Regions from separate parts of the Homo sapiens genome. Here regions 1, 2, 3, 4 and 6 are each linked to region 5. A link is a contact called in ENCODE Hi-C or POLR2A ChIA-PET data. All regions are on one chromosome and are shown on one strand. The core of a region is the stretch at or near the end of the contact, and the rest is flanking DNA. Distances in the headings are between cores, read along the strand shown. Region 1 holds the start of MAPKBP1 (mitogen-activated protein kinase binding protein 1). Region 2 holds the start of MGA (MAX dimerization protein MGA). Region 3 holds the start of BAHD1 (bromo adjacent homology domain containing 1). Region 4 holds the start of INAFM2 (InaF motif containing 2). Region 5 holds the start of INO80 (INO80 complex ATPase subunit). Region 6 holds the start of KNL1 (kinetochore scaffold 1).

The links. Hi-C counts contacts between places; a loop is a spot of excess contacts on that map. ChIA-PET counts read pairs that join two places held with the same protein, here RNA polymerase II (POLR2A). Pooled maps may share reads with other maps.
Region 1: a map of B cell shows a loop between it and region 5 (10-fold over the local background). The contact joins the promoter of MAPKBP1 here to the promoter of INO80 in region 5. A Hi-C loop is called at or near these places in 1 of 168 maps with a recorded cell type or tissue (B cell), 2 of 37 single-sample maps with no recorded cell type and 9 of 50 pooled maps. POLR2A ChIA-PET finds 5 or more read pairs at or near these places in 1 of 52 experiments (HepG2).
Region 2: a map of naive thymus-derived CD4-positive, alpha-beta T cell shows a loop between it and region 5 (22-fold over the local background). The contact joins the promoter of MGA here to the promoter of INO80 in region 5. A Hi-C loop is called at or near these places in 1 of 168 maps with a recorded cell type or tissue (naive thymus-derived CD4-positive, alpha-beta T cell), 2 of 37 single-sample maps with no recorded cell type and 14 of 50 pooled maps. POLR2A ChIA-PET finds 5 or more read pairs at or near these places in 1 of 52 experiments (GM12878).
Region 3: a pooled map shows a loop between it and region 5 (11-fold over the local background). The contact joins the promoter of BAHD1 here to the promoter of INO80 in region 5. A Hi-C loop is called at or near these places in 8 of 50 pooled maps. POLR2A ChIA-PET finds 5 or more read pairs at or near these places in 2 of 52 experiments (WTC11 and activated CD4-positive, alpha-beta T cell).
Region 4: a loop to region 5 is called in a map of naive thymus-derived CD4-positive, alpha-beta T cell, with 10 times the contacts of the local background. The contact joins the promoter of INAFM2 here to the promoter of INO80 in region 5. A Hi-C loop is called at or near these places in 1 of 168 maps with a recorded cell type or tissue (naive thymus-derived CD4-positive, alpha-beta T cell) and 7 of 50 pooled maps. POLR2A ChIA-PET finds 5 or more read pairs at or near these places in 1 of 52 experiments (activated CD4-positive, alpha-beta T cell).
Region 6: a map of B cell shows a loop between it and region 5 (23-fold over the local background). The contact joins the promoter of KNL1 here to the promoter of INO80 in region 5. A Hi-C loop is called at or near these places in 7 of 168 maps with a recorded cell type or tissue (B cell, CD4-positive, alpha-beta T cell, CD4-positive, alpha-beta memory T cell and 4 more), 3 of 37 single-sample maps with no recorded cell type and 19 of 50 pooled maps. POLR2A ChIA-PET finds 5 or more read pairs at or near these places in 4 of 52 experiments (activated CD4-positive, alpha-beta T cell, activated CD8-positive, alpha-beta memory T cell and activated T-cell).

What each region holds. Positions count from the first base shown.
Region 1 is chr15:41,773,175-41,775,890 of GRCh38, forward strand. It overlaps MAPKBP1 (mitogen-activated protein kinase binding protein 1), which reads left to right and starts at 1,310. Exons shown (of 31, transcript NM_014994.3): 1 at 1,310-1,436; 2 at 1,993-2,215. The coding sequence starts at 2,102. RefSeq lists an enhancer at 757-806.
Region 2 is chr15:41,658,678-41,661,780 of GRCh38, forward strand. It overlaps MGA (MAX dimerization protein MGA), which reads left to right and starts at 1,728. Exons shown (of 24, transcript NM_001400225.1): 1 at 1,728-1,848.
Region 3 is chr15:40,439,626-40,442,364 of GRCh38, forward strand. BAHD1 (bromo adjacent homology domain containing 1) reads left to right here and starts at 1,328. Exons shown (of 7, transcript NM_014952.5): 1 at 1,328-1,643. RefSeq lists enhancers at 34-571, 1,377-1,878, 1,879-2,378 and silencers at 1,034-1,703, 1,130-1,315, 1,764-1,823, 2,544-2,663, 2,684-2,739.
Region 4 is chr15:40,322,297-40,325,136 of GRCh38, forward strand. It overlaps INAFM2 (InaF motif containing 2), which reads left to right and starts at 1,396. Exons shown (of 1, transcript NM_001301268.2): 1 at 1,396-2,840. The coding sequence starts at 1,760. The coding sequence ends at 2,221. It overlaps LOC112268152 (a long non-coding RNA gene), which reads right to left and starts at 1,347. Exons shown (of 3, transcript XR_002957721.2): 1 at 947-1,347. RefSeq lists silencers at 1,084-1,453, 1,784-1,863, 1,874-2,103.
Region 5 is chr15:41,114,932-41,117,712 of GRCh38, forward strand. INO80 (INO80 complex ATPase subunit) reads right to left here and starts at 1,349. Exons shown (of 36, transcript NM_017553.3): 1 at 1,042-1,349. RefSeq lists enhancers at 211-991, 617-666, 747-796, 847-926, 992-1,771 and 2 more and a silencer at 1,027-1,296.
Region 6 is chr15:40,592,797-40,595,787 of GRCh38, forward strand. It overlaps KNL1 (kinetochore scaffold 1), which reads left to right and starts at 1,453. Exons shown (of 26, transcript NM_144508.5): 1 at 1,453-1,596. TRS-GCT4-2 (tRNA-Ser (anticodon GCT) 4-2) reads right to left here and starts at 1,110; the gene lies at 1,029-1,110. RefSeq lists a silencer at 1,003-1,052 and enhancers at 1,173-1,392, 1,613-1,932.

The DNA.
Region 1 (2,716 bases), core at 60-2,559, 660 kb after region 5:
GTGAGCTTTACAAATCTAATTTTCAGTACGTGGCTACAGTATACACAAGAAAATATGTGCTTTGCCACTTGGCTCTAAAGGCTCACCGTTGTACACAAGCAATGAGTTTAGGGGTTCTTCCCTCTTGTTATCACATGTCATCTCCACAGGGTTTCAAAAGATCTGGATAGGGTGAGACAGACACACCAGTGTAGTACTCCCTTGGGTCCCTTGTCTTTGGCTTAGGCTTTTTCATAAGGTATAATAATTTGTTAGAGGTTCTTCCCTCTTGCAGACACATGTCATCTCCACAGGGATTCAAAAGATCTGGATAGGGTGAGACGGACACACCAGTGTACTATTCCCTTGGGACCCAAGTCTCTGGCTTAGGCTTTTTCATAAGGTGATTTCTTGTGGTAGTAGTCAAGTGGAGAATACTCAGGAAATACTATTTCATGTAACATTTCCGTGTATTCCCTCTGCCTCCCCCGACATGAGTTAGAAAACTACCCCTCGATCTAGTATCAGCAAGCTCGACAGTGACCTCAGCAAGGAACAGCCCTAGATAAAAGGATTCATAAGTAAATGGAATGAGGAAAAGATCTGGAGCAACAAAGTCCTGGTCAGCTTTAGGTGAGGAAGCACAATGGGATGTTGGAGGCTAAAGAAGCCATGAAACCTAAAGTATTATAACATAGCATATTCACTTCTCTTTCCCCCGCACGCCCAAAGCTCTGTTCAAGGCCACCCTTTCCCCTTTCATGATGACCAGGTTGCCCAGTGCAAAAATACTGTTCTTAGCTATTAAATTGCATTACTCAGAATAATCCTTTCCACGTTGAGTCTACGTGCCGGACTGGCTGCGAGCAGAAACTACTTCAGTCGCTTTAAATCTCAACACTTGTGGTCGCTGGGAGCAGAGCTTTTAGGCTGTAGCTCAGTCTTGTAATTCTGAGCTAGGAGTTTCAGCTACGGTCCCTCGGGCCTATCAGATGACAACCTTAACACCCTGGAGGCGTGGTTATCGTCTTGGGGCTCTGGGAAGTGCAGTTCCATGGGGGACCAGGCCTGATAATACCATAAAAGGCTTGGTTCTCTCAATTCTGAAGCCATGTTCTGTTGACCTTCCTCTAAAAGCGGTACCCGCAATTGTGCGGATTCCGTGGTTCCCTAGTCCCAAGCCGTCTGCTTCCTGGGCCCTTTCATTGGCTCCGCCCCCGTAAACCTTGCTCGTCCACTCTGGAAGCGCTCTCCTGACTACAGGCCGCGCCCCTCGCGTCGGCTCCGCCCACCCAGCCCGCGGCTTGGCCCAGGCGGTAGTTCGCGTTTTGAGCCGATCGTGCCACCATAGCTCCTGCTGCTGCCTCTACCGCTGCGGCTACCGCGGCGGAGCTGAAATTGCCGAACGCGATGCCCGAGGGCGCTGTGAGCGGGGTGGCCTTAGCTCGCCGAGGCTGGTGAGGCTGGGCCCGAACGGGGGCGCTGACGAGTAGCAGGGGCCTCAGAGGCGGGTGAAAGATAAAGGTCCAGAGCCGCTGTGGAGGGCGGAGAGCGAGCTCTGGAGGATAGGGAGTGGGGGAGGGAGGCTCCCGTGGCAGAACGAGTTGTGGGCTACGGCGAGCCCCGCCGCGTCCCCGCCGGCGCTAGCGCAGGTGTCCAGGCCTGCGGAAATCCCTGGTGGTCTCGGCGGCCTCCTCCCTTGGACACTACAGTTGCCATGGGAACAGTTGGGCATTAACGGGAACCAGATCGTCCACGAGACCAACTGGGGCCCATCCCATCCATCTCGCCAGTTAAACGCCTCTGGCGGGCGTGGGCCTGGCATTTCTTCGTGGCTTAGGATTTTCCCCCCCTTTTTCGTGAGCCTTTCCTTCCGACGTTGTAAGAAACTGTGCAGGGCTAGAAGGTGGGGATGAGGGAAATGGTGAGAGCAATACCCAGAGGTAAAAGCTGCAGACTTCGCTAGGCAGAAGGTAAGACACTGTGATACTAAGGTGGCTTCTGCCATCTCAGGTCAGTGAGAGGGCATACTGGGAAGCCCTCTGGAGTGGGAAGACAGTGCCGCTGTTGAGACAAGACCCAGGACTGGGCCGGGGACTGTCCCAAAGGGTTTCTCGTCATAATGGCTGTGGAAGGGTCAACCATTACCAGCCGGATCAAGAATCTGTTGAGATCTCCATCCATCAAACTGCGCAGGAGTAAGGCAGGAAACCGACGAGAGGACCTCAGCTCCAAGGTGAGTCCTGTTGGGATCCACCTCTTTCCAAACCCACCCTCTCCTGCTCCATGTTCCTCGTTAACCTTCCTGTTTCTTGGGAAAGATAACTAGAAGCCCTTGTTGACTCTAAAGGATCACATATGATCTCTGCAGGCAATGATTTGGTTTTAGGTTGAAGGAAAAAGAGCAGCAGGGGTGGGCATGCTGAGATTCATCCATGAGAAAAGGTGAATAGTAGGAAGACCACCTGGGTTCAATTGTGGCCTCACTATACACTAAGCATGTGCTTGGGAAGCCAGTTGATATGCTATGACTCAGTTTCCCTTCTTGGGAGAGGACAGTAGGAACACATACCTTGTGAAGGGCTAAGCTGTGACTAATGTAGCTGCAGGTGTTAACGTAACAGCTGGGGTTATGTAAGACTGTAGTGGCAGAAAGAAATATGCTAAAACACCTAGTCAGAGTTACTGGCTTGGTAATTGCTCTTGCCTACGGTGAAAACAAATTTTTTTTGTCTCT
Region 2 (3,103 bases), core at 478-2,977, 540 kb after region 5:
TAGTACTGAATCTTCAAAGTTCAGCGTTTTTTTTTTGTTTTGTTTTTTTAAAGTATCTAGTATTTAGTTATATGTTTGCCTGGTGTAGGGAAGGAGTACCAAAAGAGAATCTCCATTCCCCTTCTTCCCAAGTTGTCCTCACAGATCCCCCAGTTAGAGAGATCATTTGGGTTAACTTGTCTCTTTGGGGATGCATGGTTGTTAACCAGTCATTCACACCTTATGATCATATATTTTAATGCTAAATCAACATAAATTTACTTCTTCCCCAGAAAATGGAAAATTTTTATGAGGAAACCTCAGATCCTTGAGAGGAAGGCATTCTTGGTAAGGTGGGAGATTCTGACAGGGCAGCTTGTAGGAAAGAAGTTCTTGGGTTCAGGGAAGAGGAGGAAGGTGTTAAACTGTTACTTTTCAATTTTGCCTAGGATCTTGAATGCTCTTGCTGACCGTGCCTGACTTGGGGTTTCAGAATGCCTTCAGAAGTCTCTAAAGTAGCCTACACGTTTTCTAGTTCAGACTATTCCAGCAGTTTCTGTCAATGTTGTTGTATATCTCCTCAGGAAGAGCAAAGTGTAGAGAAATATGACCTTCCTAAGTAAAAAGTAGGTCAGATCAGTAGTGTTGGATAAGCCTCCTTCTGTTGACTCCTTCCTTAGTCTTCTCATTCTCCTTCATAGTGTTTTGTATTGTCACATAGCATGTCACGTAGTAGGTTCTCAGTGCTTGCTAATTCTTATCAAAGAAGGCAGTTTTGGATCATTGACCACAAAATCTGCTCTCCTACTCCCTACTTCTTTTTTGCCTTTTAAGAAACTACGCTTCCTTTTTACTGGTGTCAGGAGCACAGAAGAAAGAACAGCTGGTAAGGAGTAGAGAAGGAGAAAGAAAACTACTTTTTGAAGGTTAGGAGAAATACTGTCCATTGATTTACTTCAGCAACTGCCTGACACATAATAGATATTCACTAATACTTTCTTTGCACCTCATAGCTTAAATGTCTTGAAGAAACAAAAATTGAATGCACAGGATCAAGGCACTAAAGCTTAGATAACACACTCCTGCATCGTTTCCCTGTTTTATCAAGATATCTTTCATCTTTATATCCGGCAATTTAGTGGCAACTCTTCGCTTTCCAACTGCGCACTGAGTCTTTCGGTCTCCTCCCCATTTTCCTAGTCGTCTTCGGTTGTGGATGTTGTAAACTCGACCATCCGTCTCTCAAGGTCTTTGGCTTCAAGGTTTCCCAATGCTCTGGAGCTGTCCAAGCCCCGGTACTCCGGGGTGGAAGACCTCAGATTCATTTGACGGGCTTGTGGAGGTTGGGGGTCTGCGGAGCCCCGTGTGGGTGGGGCTGGGCGCGGCCGGGGCGGAGCCGGCGAGGAGCCCTAGGGAAAGGGTGAAAGGCACAGTTGAGAAAGGCCCGCCGGGCATTGGTTTCACAGTTTCCACGAAGGCTTCGTGTGCAAGCCTGAGGAGTTTAGGTGCCTCCCTCCTGCCTCGCCTTTCTTGGTTCTAGAACCTTCAGTAGGCTTTTCTGGGTTGCAGGGACCCGGAAAAGCAGCGGCTTCCACTCGGGGGGCGGGTCCCAAGGGTCTTGCTGCTGCTCTGGGGCCGTTTGGACTCCTGGTGTTGGGGGAGGGGTCAGGGAGGTGCTGCTCGCGTCTCCTTTTGCGCCTGCGCGGCGGGCTCCGAGCGGGTAGGAGCGCGTGCGCGGTGACGTGGACGTCCGGTGCGCGCGCGCAGGCTCTTCAGCTGGAGCGGACACACGGTGTGCGAACCGAACAGAATAACCCGCCCCCAGCGGGATGTGAAGGACTCCGGGTGAGGCCGGCCACGCCCCGCACGGTAACTCTCGGGCCTGGGTGGAGGGCATCGCTTAGTACTGGCCCGATTGGAGTTTTTCGAGAGTTTGAAGCTCTTGTGTATTTGAACGGCGTGAGAAACGTTCCGCTGAGAGAGCTTCGCACGCCCTCGCCAGGCCGGGCCTTGCGCAGGGCCGCCTTTGGCGCGCCCCTGTGGTCCCTGAGCGAGGCTGCGCATGTCACCTCGCGCGCGTCCCCGGCCTCACTTCCGCGTCGCTCAGCTACCTAACTGGGAACATCGACGCCAGAGAGAGCGGCCACGAGGCGGGAGGGGTGAGAAGCGCCCATGGCTCGGCCCTGCCCTCGCGTGTGTGGGGTGCCGCTCCGCGTGGTACGGTCCGCGTGACGACTTCTCGCCCGGCGCCGGGCTCTAGGTCGAGAGCCACGCTTACGCGCTTTTCAGTTTAGAGCCTAGGTCTCGTGGTTCTAGAACTCCAAGGGAAACGGTGTCGGCGTCGCTTTTCTGAGAACTTGGCGCAGCGTTTTGACACCTGTGCAAACGTCTTTTCTAACAAGTAATTTCCGGCCAAATTGTTTGAGGCAGGACGTCAAGTTTAATAAAGGAGGGCGAGGAAGTGAGCTGTAGGAGTGGGGACTTGGTAAACAAAGGACCGGTGGTGTGTAAGTGCAGAAATGAGGGAGGGGAAAACAGGTGGGAAGAGCAGGTGTTATTTTCTTTATTCCTCTGTGGGGCAGCCTTTTACCTAGTTCTGTTTATGGGGTTTCCCGTTTCTGTTAAATGGTCAAGTAGGTCTCTGCCCTCAGTGCAAGGTATCTGGGACATTAACATCACCCCCCCACCGCCCCCCCAAAGCTCCAGTAGCCAAAGTTGAGGGATCTATGTGTCAGAAGAATATGGGGAAACTAGGGATCGTTTCAGACTGGGTCGGGAGTGCAAAAGTGGTAGTGTCTTGCTGTACAGATTTTTGCCTTGCCTTTCGAACCCTGGGAATGCCTTCTTTCTCTGGCCGGGGTGGAAGCAGGAACGGGTAAATGAGGTCTGAAAGGAGGGGTTACTGATGGCAGACCAACACGAGAAACCAAAGTGCACTCTTTTATTGGGAAGATAACTTTCCCAAGGTTCGCCTCGCCGGAGCAAACACGTGGATCATGAGAAGTCTCGAGCCCACCCGCGCGTGTTGTTGTAGAGCTTGCCAGGCTTATGCGGCTGAGTCCCTGGTTAACAACTGCTTGCTCTGTTCGTTCTTTTTGGGCACGATGCCGCGGCTAGGCTGCAG
Region 3 (2,739 bases), core at 78-2,577, 680 kb before region 5:
ACACTACCCTTTCTGCCGCTGCTCCTTTTACCTCCTAAAGCTCCCCTCCCCCGCCTGAATTGGGAATGAGGCTTTGTTCAGGGGTGAACTCAGCATTTCTCGAGAACCTACTGTGTGCATATCCCGGGCTTAGTGAAGTCCTAGGCGGGCTCTGGCACCACCAGGTGCCCAAGACACAGCTCCTTCCCGCACCTAACAGGGACTTCCCATCTCTCTCTGTGCCCTTAGCCTGCTGTGCCCACCCACCCCACTGACCCCGCGAGCGTGCTCGGGCTTGGGAGGGCACGTCTGTGGGGGTGAGAGACGGAGCCACAGCATTTGGTGACTAGGGGGAAGCCAGGTAAGTGTCTACACTTGGTTCTCCCGTAGCTTGGGGACGCGAGGGAGGGAGTCCAGCCGCTCCTGTCAGGCTGCCCGCCCCTTTCTCCCTCCCCCGGAGAGCTCTGATGTTCCCCGCGGTGGTGGAAGAGGGTGTGTGGGTGTCAAGGACTCACAGACCAGGCTCTGCTGTCAGCTGGAAATGGATGAGGGCTCCACACTCTGCTTCTGAAGAGGGTGAATTAGGAGCTGGGGTTGGGGGCGGTAGGTGAAGGGCAGAAAGAGGAAAAAGAGATGCGGGTGAGGGGTTACCGAGCCAGGACCGACCTTGCTGGAAAGGAAAGGAGACGTGGCAGGCAGGGAAGTCGGAAAGATGAGGCAAGGGCGGGAGGGGCTTCTCAGCAGTCGGGGCCCTTTTGCAGGAGTCTGGGGCCCTTTCTGCAGGAAAGGGGGGTTGTTCTCGCTTGATTTTCGGCTGGTCTTCCTGAAGCTTTGCCCTGGGGGCAGCAGCCTCCGGCGAGGATGGGGTGTTCCTCGGCCCGCAGTTTTCTCCAGCGCGTGCTGGGGAGGATTTGGGGGAAAGGGGATGCGGAGGGGTGATGGCCAGGGCGGGGGGAGATAAGATTTTTCCGGGGGGGCTAGCAGCTGGGAGATTGGGGTCGAGTCACCGTGGGATACGGGCTCAGGTTCTGAAGACGAAGAGAAAAATCCAAGAAGCCGGCAAAGAAAATCACCCCTTGCCACCACCCTTGGCACGGCACCCCTCCCCCAAGGCCCCACCACTCCCCGCACCGCCTCCCCCGGCCGCCTCGTGCTGCCCCCTGCGTTGGGACGACCGACCCACGGTTCTGATTGGTCAGAGACCGGGAGGGGGAGCCGAGGGCCGGATTGGCTGGCGGAGCCAGCGCAGGGCGGGGCGGCTGATTGGCGGAGCTGGCCGAGGGGCGCGCTGCTGATTGGCTGGGGACGAGGAAGCAGGAAGGAGGGCGGCGGAGGCTCCGCTCTCGGGGAGTTTGTGGGGGAACCGCGAGCGGCGTAGCGGATCCCGGAGCCCGGCCCCCGCCGCCCGCCCGTCCGGCTGCCTGCCCCGCCCGTCCGGCCCCCGCCGTCCGCCCGCCCCGGCCAGGCGCGCCCGCCCCCCCCGACGGCCCCGCCCGGCCGCGGTCCCCGCTCCGCCCGCCCGGCCCCGGCCCCCAGGAGGAGGCGCTGACGCAGCAGCGTGGAGCCCGGGAATTGAGCGCCCCCGGGGGGTTCCAGCCGCCGGATTCCAGCCCGGCCGGGGCCTGCGGGCGCCCAGAGCCGCGCCGTCCGCGCCGCCCGTTCTGGTGAGTCAGGGGCCGGGGTCGAGGAGGGGGAAGGGGCGAGCTGGAGGGAGGGAGCGAGCGAGGTAGGCAGAAGAGCGAAGGGGGAGAGCACCGGCCGCCCGTCAGCGCGCCCCACCGAGCGCGCCGCGCCACCGCCCCCGCCAGCCCGGGAAGGGACGGACGGACGGACGACGCGAAGCAGGTGCGGCCGCCCGCCCGCTCGCGCCACCTCCCTCCCCTGGGTCCGGCACCACGGTCCCGCCATCGGGGAACGCGGCGCGCCTCGAGGTGACAGCCCCCGGGGGCCGCCCGCCTTGCAGGCCGGGGGCGGGGTGGGTGGCGGCCGCAGGGTGGCAGCTCGGCCGGGCGGCGGCGGCGCGGGCGTCCCGAGCTGCGGAGGGCGGGAGGACGCCGGTCTTTCCTCGCCGCGGCGGAGCCGGCTCGCCTCCGAGTGCGCGGGCGGCGAGGCCCCCGCCGCGCCCCCTCCCCCATCGCGGTCCCCGAGGCAAGGGGCCGCGGCCGGGGGCGGCGCCGCGGGATCGCCCGCTCAGGGTGGGGGGCGCCCTCCCGCGCTGGGAGCTGACCGGTTATTGCTGGATGGGGGGCAGGGGATGAGGGCCGCGCCGGGCCGGGGGCGGCAGGGGGGAGTAGTGTAGACCCGACTCGATCGGGCTGAGAGGAAGGGAGGCGCCGAAGACGGAAGGGGACCGGTTCGAAAAGCGAGTGTGGGCCGCGGGAGGCCCTGCGGGGACCTTGCGGGGCGGCGGCCGAGTCCGAGGTGTGGCGGGGGGAATCGAAGTTGTCAGACCGCCTCCAAGTGACAGCGGGACCCTGTGCTCGCGGCCCGGCCTGGTCTTGCCCTGCTCGCTCCGCCGCCTCTCTTCTGGGGCTGGGGGCCGGGTCAGGTCGGGCCCGAGGGGCTCGCTTGGCGGTGAAGCGCCGGACAAAGGCGGCGCCGGAGCGGGCGCAGGTGGTGGCGTCGGGGAGGGGAGCGGGTCCGAGGCACCCACTCCGAGGGGCGGGCGACGGGGCCGGACTCTGCCCCGGGGACTGCGGGGGCCGGGGCGCCCGCCGGGAGGAGCTGCGGCACTGGCTTGCCGCTCTAGCCGCTCGCTGT
Region 4 (2,840 bases), core at 146-2,645, 790 kb before region 5:
TCCTGGAGGAGGGGGGGAAGTGAGAAGGGCAGAGGGGATCCTGCCCCACAGGGTAGAAGCCAGGTCAGGCTCACACTTGCAGGGGCTTGAGGGAGGGTTCACCCACAGAACCCCATCAGAACCACAGTTCTGTTCCCCAACACACGCCCAGACAAGTCTCCCTCACTCATTCAGACACCCAGGCAGTCCATATGCCCAGTTCTGGGAACACAGGAAGTAGCATCCAAGGAGGAGGGAACCAGAATTCTGGAAAGCCTTATAGAGAGGGAATGGGGAGGAGAGAAGGCAGGGAGAGCAGAGAGCGGAAGGAGGGGGAGGGCACAAGTAAAGCCGCAAGGGAGAGTCTGAGCATGAAGGGTTGTTAGCACCTAGGGGGTCCAAAGACCAGGCACAGAGCCCACTGCCTGGCGCCTGGCCTGGAGCCAAAGAAGACAAACCTCACATGGGAAAGTGGGGAGGGGACAACCGCCCAAGCCTTGAGGTCTGGAGGGGATCTGAGAGTGAAAACGCTCTAGGAGTCCTGAGAGTTAAACTCCTCAGGTTCAGTGCAGCTCCTTGGGTCCAAATCCAGGCCAAAACCAGGAATTGGAAGACCCAAAAAGCGGGACCAGCGACCTGCGGCGAACTTTGGGACTAAGGTGGCAAGCGAGTCTGGAGAACAGCTCAGTCCGTGGCTCTGTCCCGGAGGCTCAGGGTTGGCGGGGTGAGGCGGGCTGGGGTACGCAATTGCGACGACTTCAGTAGAGCTCCGAAGCCCAGCCTGGACTGGGTGGAAGGAACACAACCAGCTGCGGCCCCAGTGAGCGCTCCAGGTGCCAGAACCGCCTACCCCTGGCGTCAACCAGGTTCTTTAGCTGTGAATGGGCCTGGGAGACCCACCCAGGGGGTACGCGGTGCGGGGAGCAAGCTGAGAGCTGGAACGTGGTATCTTCCCTATCCCTCTTACCGTCCCCTCCCAGAGGATAAACCTAGGCCTGGAGTCCGAAGCCCAGGCTGCTATTCCACCTGTCACTTCGGAGCCTCGGGGCGGAGCGGGGAGGCGCCAGAGTTGACAGCTCGCGCTCCGACCGCCCCCTTCTAGCTCCGCACTCCGCCTCGCACAACGCCGTTCCCCCTTTTAAAGAAGTGCCCGGGGCTCCACTCTACGCCGCGCCAGCCCACCAGGGGTCGCGGTGACGTCGCCCGTTTAAGAGCCAGCCTCCCTTAACTCTCTCTTAACGGGGCGTCCCGGCGGGGCTCGCGGCTCCCGGCAGCCGCCGCCTCCCCTCGCGGCACTTCCGGACCCCGGCGTCGCCCTTTTAAGGGGCAGCCCCCAGCAGCGCTCTCCCCGCCCCCTGTTGCCGGCGCGCGAGGCGGGGGAGCCGGGCTGGAGCGGAGCGCGCGGTCCGCGCGGCCACTGGAGACCAGGCGGCCGGCGGCCGGGCAGGCGGCGGCGGAGCGCGCGGCGGCGTGGCGGCGGATGGGGACGCGGAGCCGGGCGGCTGTGGCGGCTGTGGCGGCTGTGGCTGTGGCGGCGGCGGGGAAGCAGCTGACGGGCCGGCGGCGGCGGCGGCGCTGGCGGCGGTGACTGGTCCAGGCCCCGGCGGCGGCTGCAGCAACGCGGTGGCGGGCTGCGGGCGGGCGGCGTGAGGAGCGGCGGCGGAGCGCGGGGCCGCCGGGAACCGAGGGCGCCGGGCCGCCCCCTGCCCAGTCCTTGCAGGCCGCCAGGCCCCCTCCAGCCGGGGCCGTGGAGCACCGGGGCAAAGGCCGGGGCCCCCCCATGAAGGAGCGCGACGCGGCCCCGGCCGAGCGGGGCAAGCCGGCCACCTACACCGGGGACAAGAAGGCGAAGATGGCGGCCAAGACCAACAAGAAGTGGGTCCGGCTCGCCACCGTGTTCGCCTACGTGCTCTCCGTGTCGCTGGCCGCCATCGTGCTCGCCGTCTACTACAGCCTCATCTGGCAGCCGGTGGGCGCCGGGACCTCGGGGGGAGCCGCTGGCCCGCCCCCCGGCGGCTCCAACGCCACTGGCCCGTCTGGGACTTCGGGGGCGGCGGCGGCGGGGCCCAACACCACTGGGTCGTCCCGCCGCGAGGCGCCGCGCGACGTTCCCCCACTGCAGGCGGCGCGACCGGCGCCTCCGGAGCCCCCTGCGGACAGCCCCCCGGCCGGGCCGCTCGAGCGGCCTCGGGGGCCGGACGAGGACGAAGAGGAAACGGCGGCGGCGCCCGGGAGTCGTTGAAGCCCTCCGCGCTGGGGGCCGCCGGGAACCATTCTCCCCAAGCCCAGAGGCAGGACTTCGCAGCAGGATGGGGTGGAGAGCCCGCGGGAGTGACCCCCACGAGAGTGAACGCCCCTCACACTCCCACCATCGCCGGCTGGCCCCGGAGCGGGAGGCCCGCAGCCAGATCTTCAGCCAAGGGACCACGATTCGCCGGGGGGCTGGGGGTTTGCTGCCCAGGACCGTGCTGCACCAGGGCCCTGAGCCGTAGGGGGATGGGGGGAGGGGTGGGGAGATCCCGGCACCAAACCCTTCTGCGCCGCTCGCTCTGGTGTATCCTACATGCAGGGGTGACTGGGGCTTTCCCCCAAGACTCAGGGGAAGGATGGAGCTGTAGGGGCTCTTTTTAAGTAAGCTGAAGCTCTCGAAAGGAGGAGGGCACCAAAAGTAGTGGAGCTCAGGTACGTCAACCTAGTTGCAGTGGCCAGAGATGCATTAAATTTCTAGATCCCTGTATATAGTTGTTGACATATGCACTAGAAGCTATAATCACATAGAATTCTATGTATATCCTCCCACACCCTGGGTAGCTACTGACTGAAGGGGTCAAGCAAGGGCTATTTGCTGTCCCCCAAAAAGT
Region 5 (2,781 bases), core at 99-2,598:
AATTAAATAGTGGTTGATGGCTACAGAATTTAATAAATATAGTTTCAGAAAATTACTTAATTATACGCTTTAGAAAGCGGAATTTTTTGGTATTTGAATCATATTTCAATAAAGCTATTATTTAATTTAAGTTGCCACTGAAAAGCCACAATAATTTTGTTGTGGAGGAAATAATGAAAGTCACTGACTGGAAAAGTAACCTGTGACGTTAGCCAGGTCAACCTCCAAATTCCTTCCCCCATTTCTAACAAGTACATCAAACTAGAGACAGTGTGTGAATCAAAGAATTCCAGGCACAGTTGGCTGTTAACTAGAATAGTAAGTGGCTGCCTAGGTTCTGTCATTCCTAAACTGTAGGGGGCTTCTAGCCTCGGAGATTACGGAAGTAGTACTTTCCATTAGCGAGCTCAAGAAGGAATGTCAAAATAGGATGACACTTTCCTAGTCGCTATGTAAAAACCTAAAAAACCAGAAGAGGTGTCATCTAGACACTCCCAAGTCTATGCAGGTGTCAGCCTGCCCCCACCCAACACCAGCCAGCAGCGTGCACCATTCAACCGTATCTCAACTTGCCCCTTACAAAATGACACACTAACAAGCCCTTAGATCTCATTTGTTTAAAATGACAGATACACAACCTTCACGGGGTTCCCACTCAAGGCCTTCCAGCCTCCGCCCTGCCCCTGCCCACCCCCAAACCTACACACGTGTTAGCCCGACACCGCCCCACCGGGTCCCACGTGCACCTGGTCTAACACACTCCCCACGTGTGGGCGCCCCACGGGCTTCCTCAGGTGGCTGAGGTCACCGCATGACCCCGGGTCTCCAGAGATATGAAACGGGAAGGACAAGGCCCTAGTCCCTGAGGTCCCAACCCTGCGGGGAGTGTCCACACCCATCCTCCATACTAACCCCAACAAATCCAAGGGCCGGGGGCGACGGCCCCTTTAAGACGCGGCCCAGTTGTCGCCCGCAGAGAGGGGCGCAACAAGACCTACACAACCCCCACTCCGTTCGCCCGCCCACGTCTAGTTGCCTCACCTCGGGCCGCCTGGCCCCGCCGCCGCGACGGCGGCGGAGGGGGGGCGGGGTGCGGGCGGGGTCCGGAGGGGGGGGTCGCCCCGCCGACGGTGGAGCCGCGGTTCGCTCTCTGAGGCCGTGGGACGGTGACTGCGTTGGGCGTGGACGCTCCTAGCTCGCTCCCTCCGCGGCTCCTGGGACCCCAAGATGGCGGCGGCGCTGAGGCGGCTGCGGGCGCTGGGCCGGCGGCGGCGGCGGCCACTTTCACTCACTGAGAGGAGCGGAGCAGGGACACGGGGAGCCATGGCGGGGGGGAGGAGAGGCGCCATAGCCAGGCCAGAACAATCGAGCCGCTACACGGGTGGCTTACCCCCACCCCGCCCACACTCACTGCTCGTCGCCTGCCCGTGGCCACCCGTAGTGCCGCTGCCGTCGGCCTCGCGCAGCTCGCACCCCGCCGCTGCCACCTGACGCCCCGTGCGAACCGGGGTTCGAGGGGAGACCCTGATCCATGCCATCTGAGTACAGATTAGTCGGGACTGGGACTGGCGAAGATTGCCGAAAGGCGGCGGGGAGGAGGAGGAGGATGTCATCGCTACAGTGAGCAAGCAGATCTCGCAGGAGAAAATGTCGCGAGAGCTTTCCAGGCCCGCAACCGCCGATGCAAGGTTACTTTTCCCGGAAGTAACGTCAATCGAAACCGCCCGGGATCCTGGGATATTTGTTCCCGCAGGCTAGAGGTGGGAAGGTGCAGCCAAGTTGATAAGATCTCTTTAGGGGAAGGAGAGGCTCGCAGCTGGTATTTTGTTACTAGTTTCTGACCCCTTTGGATGGGGTTGTAGATTGTCGGGGAAGTGCCTGGTGTGTAGTTCGACTACTATACAGTAATTAGTTTGGGGCTCCCATTTAGACTCTGGGAGCAAGAACGCTATAGGTTGGGTAGGACAGCATAGTTAGATAAGATGTCTACGTGAAGGTTGTGGGATACAAGGACTTGGGAACACGCAGACCTGTTATCGGAAATGCCAGCCTGTTCTCACATCCACACAGTGTGCCTCTGAAAAGCGAATAATTGCTTTTACCTGTGCCAATTCTACAATTTGAGTCCACTGCCACCCACATTTACTAAACTTGGGGTCTCGCTATGTTGCCCAGTCTACTGGGCTGGTTCCCAGTCTCCTGGCCTGAAGTGATCCTCCTGCCTGGAAGGATCACCTCAGGCCAAACGTCTCAGAGCAGTCCATTAGACTGGTCAACATAGCGAGACCCCGTCTCTACAAAAAAGACAACATAATAAATGTAATCGACCCAACTACCAGGATGTGTGGTGAGAATTGCCTAGGGTAAGGCCTAGGTGTAGATAAGAATTAGAACTTACTGAAAGTTAAATATGCTGTTAATTCAGTTCCTTTGGGTCTCATTCTTTAATCCATTTTAACCTGGCCCTTAGCATTTAACTAAAAAGTACTTTATTAAGGTCATCAAGTAGCCTTCTTGTGCTGAGTTAACTGACCTTTAAAAAGTTAAATTTGTGTCAGGGTGCAGTGCCACACGCCTGTAATCCCAGCACTTTGGGAGGTCAGGTGGTCGAATCACCTGAGGTCAGGAGCTCGAGACCAGCCTGACCAATATGGTGAAACCCCATCTCTACTAAAAATACAAAAATTAGCCGGGCGTGGTGGCGGGTGCCTGTAGTCCAGCTACTTGGGAGCCTGAGGCAGGAGAATCGCTTGAACCTGGGAGGCGGAGGTTACAGTGAAC
Region 6 (2,991 bases), core at 203-2,702, 520 kb before region 5:
GCAGGGTAGAGAATGCATTGGAGAGCAAGGCTAAGGAAGGGTGACTCAATGTCCTGAGCCCAAGGAGGTATCAACATTCCCAACGGATTTGGATCTGTAACAGAAAGAAGCCACTGGAGCCAGCAGAGAATGGGGCCACTGCTTTCCATACTCAGTGCCCAAACCTTGCTGAAGCACCTGCCAGAGGCCGTGTTGTGGAGCATGGTGCAATGCAGACAGCCTTGTGGAGGAGACAATCTGTAAACCATGACTGCAAAAGATTGATAAATACTGATTATTAATCTACAGCACAGTGTAGGATTGATAAATACTAATTATTAATCTACAGCACAGATTAGAAGGGTGATTAAGCCAGCGTCTAGTAGATTTGGGTTACACTCTCCTTTCTTCAATTTAGAAGCTGTATAACCTCGGGCAAGCTAATCTTTCAGTCTCCTCATCTGTAAAATGGAGTAATAAAAATATTTGTCATGATCAAGGGTTATAGTGATGTAATTCATGTAAAACATGTGGTGCCTGTAGATAATAAATACCGGATAAAGTGTCTCATGGTAGCTTTTGAAGTGAAACCTGGTATCTCATAATCAGGACAGGTGTTAAAAACCCCAGAGTAACAGTCTACAATAATTGAAACTCCTCAGTTAGGAGCTGTGTTAAAGTTGGAACAGAGCAGCATTGGAACATATGGGATGGTAATAATTGTGGAATTCTATTCACTGTTGTTAACTCCATATAAAAAGAAATTAAATCCAGCATGATTTCTGATTCCTGGAAAGTCTCTTTCCCTCCCTTTTCTTTATCTGTGATGTCAGAACGTTCCAAATACTGTATTTCAACATTTCAGGCCTGAAACTGATGGTGCCAGATTAATTGAGTAATAAATAATAAGTATTCAAGTTTTTCCGCTCTGCAAATTTACTTTGGTTATTAAAAAATTTATTCTGCTCTGCAAATTTACTTTGGTTATTAAAAAATTTATTCTGCTCTGCAAATTTACTTTGGTTACAAGCAAAAGTAAGCCACCACATCGACGAGGATGGGATTCGAACCCACGCGTGCAGAGCACAATGGATTAGCAGTCCATCGCCTTAACCACTCGGCCACCTCGTCCCGGTAAGTTACTGTTTCCTGATTGCTATAGGGAGTAATATCAAGGGGCTGTGACGCAATGTTATGGAAGCCGCCATTTTGTACGGAAGCCAAAGTCCAATCACTTCCATAGCAAGCAATCGAAAGAAGATGGCCGCTCCCACGATTGTGGGGGAGGTCTCCACTGGGGAGGGGCAGAGGAAATTCGGTCGAAAAAGAGATAAAGCTGAAGGAAATAAAATTGGCACGGAGTCTGGGAAAGTAGTTTCCCTAAAGGAGTCTTAGAAATAGGGTTGGTCTGGAACCTAAGGGGCGGAGCCGACGCGTAGAGCCGCTTTGCGCGTGCGCATCACCTAGGCGGTTAGATTTGAATACTTCACTGAGGCGAGCCGGGCGTTGTGAGCGGACTGCTAGAGGCGGCTGTCTGTTTCCGCTCTAAGGAAACTCAGAGCGTGTGGACCCCAAACAAGTCTGCGCAAAATTTGTCGAGGAGGTTTGCCGCGGCAGGTAAAGAGAATGACTCTTTCGTTCTGGGCTTCAGGGAAGGCTTCGGGTTTTGTCTGGGCGCCCTGAAGTTCCTGCGGTGGGAGGTAGGGTACGCTCCCTCAGCCTGGCGGCCTCCGTTAGCGCCGGGCCGAGTAGACGCCCCTGCCCCGGGCCGGGCACACTGTGCCCTTTTTCCCCTCCTCGGCCTGTACGTTGTGCCGCCTCCCGCTTCCCTAACACTTCTCCGCCTGCACCTCGGCCCCTCCGGCCACCCGGCTCGGGTTGCTTGTCCGTCGCTCTCTTGGCGTCCTCTTCCGCCCCGCCCTGCCGTCCTCTGTCAGGGCTCGCGGACTCTTCTTGCACCCCTGCCGCTCTTCCCTAGGGACCTCTCGGCTGTTTGTATTTCTCACTTAAGCTTTTTTTGGCTCTAAATGAAGTGACAGCAATGAGTGATTTTAAAATTCTCAGCTCTTCGTGGTTTAAGGTGTCTGCTCGGAGTGCTGGCCGCACGTAACAGATTTTTCGTTTTCTGCAAGTATAATAACCTTAACAAATGAAGTCAATATTAGTACTGCGCAAATTAGTTTTTAAAAATCCTCTTCTGTTCATTATTCCTCAGGATTTAAGCCCTTATTCTTCACGTTTATTTAAATACTCAAGTTTGAGGGAGGAAAAAGTATTGCCGATTGGAATTTTACAGATAGGTTTAATAGGCATTAACAGATAAAGGATGTGGATGAAGACCAAAGCAGAAGCTTATTCCAGTCTAGATATTAAAATTGATGTTTTCACTTCCGTCGAATCCTGTAGATATTTATTGGGTTCCTTATCCTGTGATAGGGCCGGGGACAGATGATTCCCAAACCTAGAGGGGTTTACAAAGGGAAATAACTAATATACACAAATAACTAGAATACAAGACAGAATGTAAAAGATTATAGGACATTCTAAAGTGGTGTGGGAGCACGGAAAAGGGAGAGCTTATTTGATGCTTTTGGTGATGGATTTGTGGAGAAGACCGCATTTGAGGTGGACGTTGGTTGGAGAGATGATTTACAGATGGGAGTTAATATGTGGTAAAATTTTGGTAATTAAAGGTTAGGGTCAAAGCAGTATAATTCTTGACTTTGCGAATGGCTGGAAATCTTTACAAGATGATAAATACATGTAAATTGAATTAAAATGTTTGGAATGGTAGTATTAATGATGTGTTCGATGTTAAATAATAGACTGTAAAAGATACTGACTCTAGATATTGCCAGTAAAGCAGTGCTGTCCAACAGGGCTTCCTGTGAAAATGGTAATGTTTTATATGTGCACTCCAACATACTACCCATTAGCGACATGGGACTATGGAGCACTTGAAATGTCATTATTGTGACCAAAGAACTGATTATTAAATTTTATTTTATTTTC